2 separate regions of the Homo sapiens genome follow, and region 1 is linked to region 2. A link is a contact called in ENCODE POLR2A ChIA-PET data. All regions are on one chromosome and are shown on one strand. Each heading gives the region's core, a stretch centred on a gene start or an enhancer-like site at or near the end of the contact. The rest is flanking DNA. Distances are from core to core; before and after follow the strand shown. Region 1 overlaps LOC100288728 (a long non-coding RNA gene). Region 2 overlaps CCDC92B (coiled-coil domain containing 92B).

Evidence for each region. ChIA-PET counts read pairs that join two places held with the same protein, here RNA polymerase II (POLR2A).
Region 1: POLR2A ChIA-PET joins it to region 2 with 15 read pairs in WTC11. The contact joins two enhancer-like sites. POLR2A ChIA-PET finds 5 or more read pairs at or near these places in 2 of 52 experiments (CD4-positive, alpha-beta T cell and WTC11).

Annotation. Positions count from the first base shown.
Region 1 is chr17:3,166,360-3,169,059 of GRCh38, forward strand. The region is part of intron 1 of LOC100288728 (a long non-coding RNA gene); the gene reads right to left. Among named protein-coding and RNA genes, the nearest start is that of OR1A2, 30 kb to the right of the region's middle. Within about 2 kb of position 1,397, at least 2 of the 41 ENCODE cell types and tissues checked have a DNase peak (open chromatin) inside an H3K27ac peak, as active enhancers do.
Region 2 is chr17:2,723,578-2,726,319 of GRCh38, forward strand. CCDC92B (coiled-coil domain containing 92B) reads right to left here. Exons shown (of 4, transcript NM_001355573.2): 4 at 1-1,423. The coding sequence ends at 834. Among named protein-coding and RNA genes, the nearest start is that of CLUH, 13 kb to the left of the region's middle. Within about 2 kb of position 1,318, at least 12 of the 41 ENCODE cell types and tissues checked have a DNase peak (open chromatin) inside an H3K27ac peak, as active enhancers do.

The sequences.
Region 1 (2,700 bases), core at 147-2,646, 440 kb after region 2:
GGCAGCCACAGCCTTACAAAACGTGTTTCTTATATAATAGACTTGAAAATAGACATGACTTGGCCAGGTGCGGTGGTTTGTGCCTGTAATCCCAGCACTTTGGGAGGCCGAGGCAGGCAGATCACCTGAGGTCGGGAGTTCGAGACCAGCCTGACCAACTTGGAGAGACCCCCATCTCCACTGAAAATGCAAAGTTAGCCGGGTGTGGTGTTGCATGCCTGTGGTCCCAGCTACTAGGGAGGCTGAGGCAGAAGAATCACTTGACCCCAGGAGGCGGAGGTTGTGGTGAGCTGAGATCACACCATTGCACTCCAGCCTGGGCAACAAGAGTGAAACTCTTGCTTCAAAGGGGGTACAATTGCTTGGGTTCTGCCCCGCTCTGTCAGGTGGAGTCAGCATTGGCAAAGACTGTGGAGGTCCTCAGTGGGGAAAGGTGTCCAAAGTGGAGAGAGCTCCTGAGACTTAAAAAAAAAAAAAAAAGGAGACATGACTCCCCGATCTACGAGCTGCAGAATGGACGTTGTGTTTGAAAACAACATTAATCTCCTTGTGTGTCTCCATCAGAGTCCTTGAGTGAACAGGTGCATTGTCAATGAGCAGTGATATTTTGAAAGGAATCTTTTTTTTCTGAGCAGCAGGTCTCAACAGTGGCTTACAATATTCGGTAAACCATGCTGTAAACAGATGTGCAGTCATCCAGAATTTTGTTATTCCACTGATAGAGCACAGGCAGAATACATTTAGTATAATCGTTAAGGGCTGTAGGATTTTTGAAATGGTAAAAGAGCATTAGCTTTAACTTCAAGTAACCAGCTGCATTCGATCCTAACAAGAGTCAGTCTGTTCTTTGAACCTGTGAAGCCAGGTCTTGATTTCTCCTCTCTCGCTCAAAAAGTTCTAGATGGCATCTTCTCACACTTGTGTTACGGAGATGGTCCCTTCCTTTTCCCTCCTCTCTCTCTCTCTTTCCCTTCCTTCCTCTATTTCTCTCTTTCTCTTTCTGATGGAGTCTTGCTCTGTCACCCAGGCTGGAGTGCAGTGGCACAATCTCGGCTCACTGCAGCCTCTGCCTCCCAGGTTCAAGCGATTCTCATGTCTCAGCCTCCCAAGTAGCTGGGACTACAGGCATCCGCCACCACACCCAGCTAATTTCTGTATTTTTAGTAGAGACAGGGTTTCACCATATCGGAGATGGCTTATTTTCTTAAACCTTATGAATCAACCTCTGCTAGCTTCCAACTTTTCTTGTGTAGCTTCCTCCCCTCTCTCAGTTTTCATAGAATTGAAGAGAGTCAGGGTATTGCTCTGGATTAGGCTTTGGCTAAAGGGAATGTTTTGGCTGGTTTGATCTTATCCAGACCACTCAACCCCTCTCCACGTCAGTAATAAGACGGTTTCACTTCCTTATCTTTCATAAGTTCACTGGGGTAGCACTTTCACTTTCTTCAAGAACCTTTTCTTTGCATTCACAACTTGGCTGTTTGACGCAAGGCTTAGCTTCCAGTCTATCCCTGCTTTAGACACGCCTTCCTCACTAAGCTTAATAATCTCTCGATTTTGGTTTAAAGTGAGAAAGGTGGGTACAGTGGTGCACACCTGTAATCCCAGCTATTTGTGAGGCTGAGGCAAGAGGGTTTCTCAAGCTCAAGAGTTTGAGACCAGCCTGGGCAATATAGTGAGACCCTGTCTCAAAAATAATAATAAAATAAAGTGAAAGGCATGCAACTCTTCCTTCACTTCAACACTTAAAGGCCATTGTAGGGTTATTGACTGACCTAATTTCAATATTGTTGTGTCTCAGGGAATAGAGAGACCCAAGGAGAGGGACAGAGGCAATGGAATTGCTGGTTGGTGGGGCAGTCAGAACACATACAACATTTATCAGTTAAGTTCACCATCTTACATGGGTGCAGTTCGTGGAGCCAAAAACCAATTACAAGGGTAACATCTAAGGTAAATGATCATAAATCACCATAACAGATATAATAACAAAAAAGTTTTAAATATTGAGAGAATTAATTTGACACAGAGACCTGAAGTGAGCACATGTTGTTGGAAAAATGGCACCAATAGACTTGCTCAAGGCAGGGTTGCCATAAACCTTCAATTTGTAAATTTGAAATATCTTCATACAATAAAATGAGGCATACCTGTATATGAACATTTTTCTGGCATTATTCCATCCCCCAGGCTGGAAAAGCAGGTGCCAAGAGGGATCCTGCCAGCAGCAACTTCCCCTCATGAGGGGAAAAGAAGAGTAGGAGATCCTTCAGGACCTCTCTCCACTTTGGACACCTTTCCCCACTGAGGACCTCCACAGTCTTTGCCAATGCTGACTCCACCTGACACAGCCGGGCAGAGCCCAAGCAATTGCACCCCCATCTCTGGAGACAAAGCAGGAACCGCTGCTACATGCCAATATCCCTGATGAACATAGATACAAAATCCCTGAAGAAATACTAGCAAACCCAATTTAATGGCCCATACACCACAATCCAGTGGGATGTATCCCTAGGGTACAAGAATGATTGACAGATGCAAATCAATCAATGTGATACACCACATTAAGAGAACAAAATAAAAATGTGTTAACAGAATGAATTTTAAAATGAAAGAAATAAATGATCACAGAGACACAAGTGTCTCAACAGAAGTAGAAAAAAACATTTAACAAAATTGAACATTCTTTCTTGATAAAAA
Region 2 (2,742 bases), core at 68-2,567:
CCTGGGGCTGCCTCCTGAGAAGGAAGACAGCTCCTGCCTTCCAGAAGCCTGGCCAGCAGCAGGCCTGTCACCTCCCTTCCCCAGCAGAGCTCCCAGTCCCTGCATACCCAGCGGGGTGGCGACTCGGGAAGAGCTGAGCTGGAGACGGCTCTAGACCAAGTCCGGCCAACCAGGCGGTTCTGTAATCCTCTCCCAGGGCCCATGGAAGTTAGGCTTCCATCAGGCGCACTTTTCCCACCAGGGGCTCTGGGAGGACGTGTCTTCTAAAGTGTTCCGTGCTCACCTGCAAGGACCTATCGGCAGGGTCAGGGTGGGGGTAGAAGGACCAGCCCCTAGCCTGGGCCTCTCCTGGGGAGGAAGAAGGCTTGGCGGGAAGGGCGTCGGCGCGGGGGTGGGGGAGGCGGGGGGTGGGGAGCTAGAGGGCCTGGGGCGCCAATGCCACTCTGCGTCCCTTTCCGTAGGCGAGCCCAGCCCTCCCCACCCCACCAAGGATTGTCGGCTTTCCCGGGGAAGGGCGTGGCCCCCGCCCCTCCTGTCTCACAGGCAGGTGGGACCAGGCCAGGATCGGGACGGCGAGTCCTCTCGGTAGAGAAGGTGCCCCCGCTCGGCCCCGCGGAGGAACTCTCGCGCGAGGAGAGGGCTCGAAGCTTTGGAAACGTCGGGAAGTACAAAAGGCTGGCGGTTCGGGGATTTGGGGGGAGCCGGGGCCGCCTCGCCCCGCTTCCTGGAGGAGGGGCGGCTGCCCTCCGACCCGGGACCTGCCTGCGGGGACCGAGCTGCGTCCCTGGCCGGCCCTCCCCGTCCGTCCCGCGTCACCCCGGCCAGCCTGGCGCCTACTCCGGGTCCCCGGGCGCGCTGGGCTGGCTGGGCGCGGGCTGCGGGCCGGCTCGGTCCGGGGGCTCCTGGGGAGGCGGCTGGCGCGGGCTGCGGGCGCTGGGCCGCAGCGGCCTGCGTGCATAGAGGAAGAGCGCGGGGTCGGGCATGGGGTCGGCGTCGTCGAGGGCGCCGGCCCCGCGGTCCCAGGCGGCCCAGTCCCGGCCGGGGCCCTTGGCGGCGGCCTCGTGGGCAGCAGGCGGGCGGCGGGCTCGCAGTGCGCGGCGGCGTGGCCTGGGCTCGGCGGTGGCGCCGGGGCCCGGGCGCGGGGCCTGCAGTCTCTGGCGCGCCGCGTGCAGCTGGCAGGAGAGGTAGGCGGCCGCCTCGGTGTGCTTCTGCAGCTCGGTGCCCAGCACGGTGGCGCGGTGGCTGCGGCGGCGCAGCTCCTCCAGGAAGCGGCGCTCCTCGGTGCGCAGGCTGCAGCGCAGCGCGGACACCAGCGCCTCGCGCTGCGCCACCTCCCGCCGCAGCTCCGCGTTGGCCGCAGCACGCGCCTCCAGCTGCGACTCCAGCGCGCGGCACTTGCTCTCCAGCTCCCGGGACGCCGCCTCTGGAACGGGGCAGAGGCCAGAGGTGACGGTCTCCCCCTGGCTTGGAACAGAACCTGCACGGCTCAGAGCTCCGTGTAACAAAACCCCCAGGCCGGGCGCGGGGCCTCATTTCTGCAATCCCAGCACTTTGGGAGGCCGAGATGGGCAGATGGACTTGAGGTCAGGAGTTCGAGACCAGCCTGGCCAACATGGTGAAACCCAGTCTCTACTAAAAATACAAAAATTAGCCGGGCGTGGTGGTGGTGGTGGTGGGCGCCTGTAATCCCAGCTACTCGGGAGGCTGAGACAGGGGACTCGCTTGAACCGGGGAGGCGGAGGTTGCAGTGAGCCGAGATCACGCCACTGCTCTCCAGCCTAGGTGACACAACGAGATTCCGTCTCAAAAAGCAAAAACAAAAAAACAAAACAAAGCCCCACTCCTCCCCACGTCCCCACCTGCACGTCCTACCGCGCTCCCCCTCCTTCCCCACGCGTCGGCTCAGTGGCCTTCCTTGTTCCGCCCTCGTACCTACTCTACCCTCTGCTTGGTCTCTAATTCTTCAGGTTTCAGCTTAAGTGCAAACCCCTTCCTGGCCCTTTATTCATTCCACAGAGAATTTGTGGAGCCCTGACTTTGTGCATTGTGTTAGGTATTGGAGATAGGGCGCATAATAAAACGGTCTCTGTGAAGCTTATTGCATAGTGGGAGAGACATAGTAAATAATCACAAATACGTGTGAGGTTGCAAATGTGACATGTGGAAAGTCAATGCTGTGACTGTAACTGGAGAATGTGACCTCATCAGGGAAGTCTTCCCAGCAGAAGAGACTTGAGCTAAGATCTGAAGGATAAACAGGAGTTAAGTAGTGAAGACAGGAGAGAAGGATGCTGCAGATGGAGGGAACAGCTTGTGTAAAAGTCCAGAGAGCAAGGGACTGAAAGAGCTGCCAGTGTGCACAGGAAGGGAGTCAGTGTCCTTGTTTCCTCCATAGGGCATTTTATCACGTCTTTTTTTTTTTTTTTTTTTTTTTTTGAGATAGAGTCTTGCTCTGTCGCCAGGCTGGAGTGCAAGTGGTGCAATCTCGGCTCACTGCAACCTTAGCCTTACGGGTTCAAGCAGTTCTCGTGCCTCAGCCTCCCAAGTAGCTGGGATTACAGGTGCACACCACCACACCCAGCTAATTTTTGTATATATATATATATTTTTTTTTTTTTGAGATGGAGTCTTGCTCTCTCGCCCAGGTTGGAGTGCAGTGGCGCAATCTTGGCTCACTGCAAGCTCCACCTCCCGGGTTCAAGCCATTCTCCTGCCTCAGCCTCCTGAGTAGCTGGGACTACA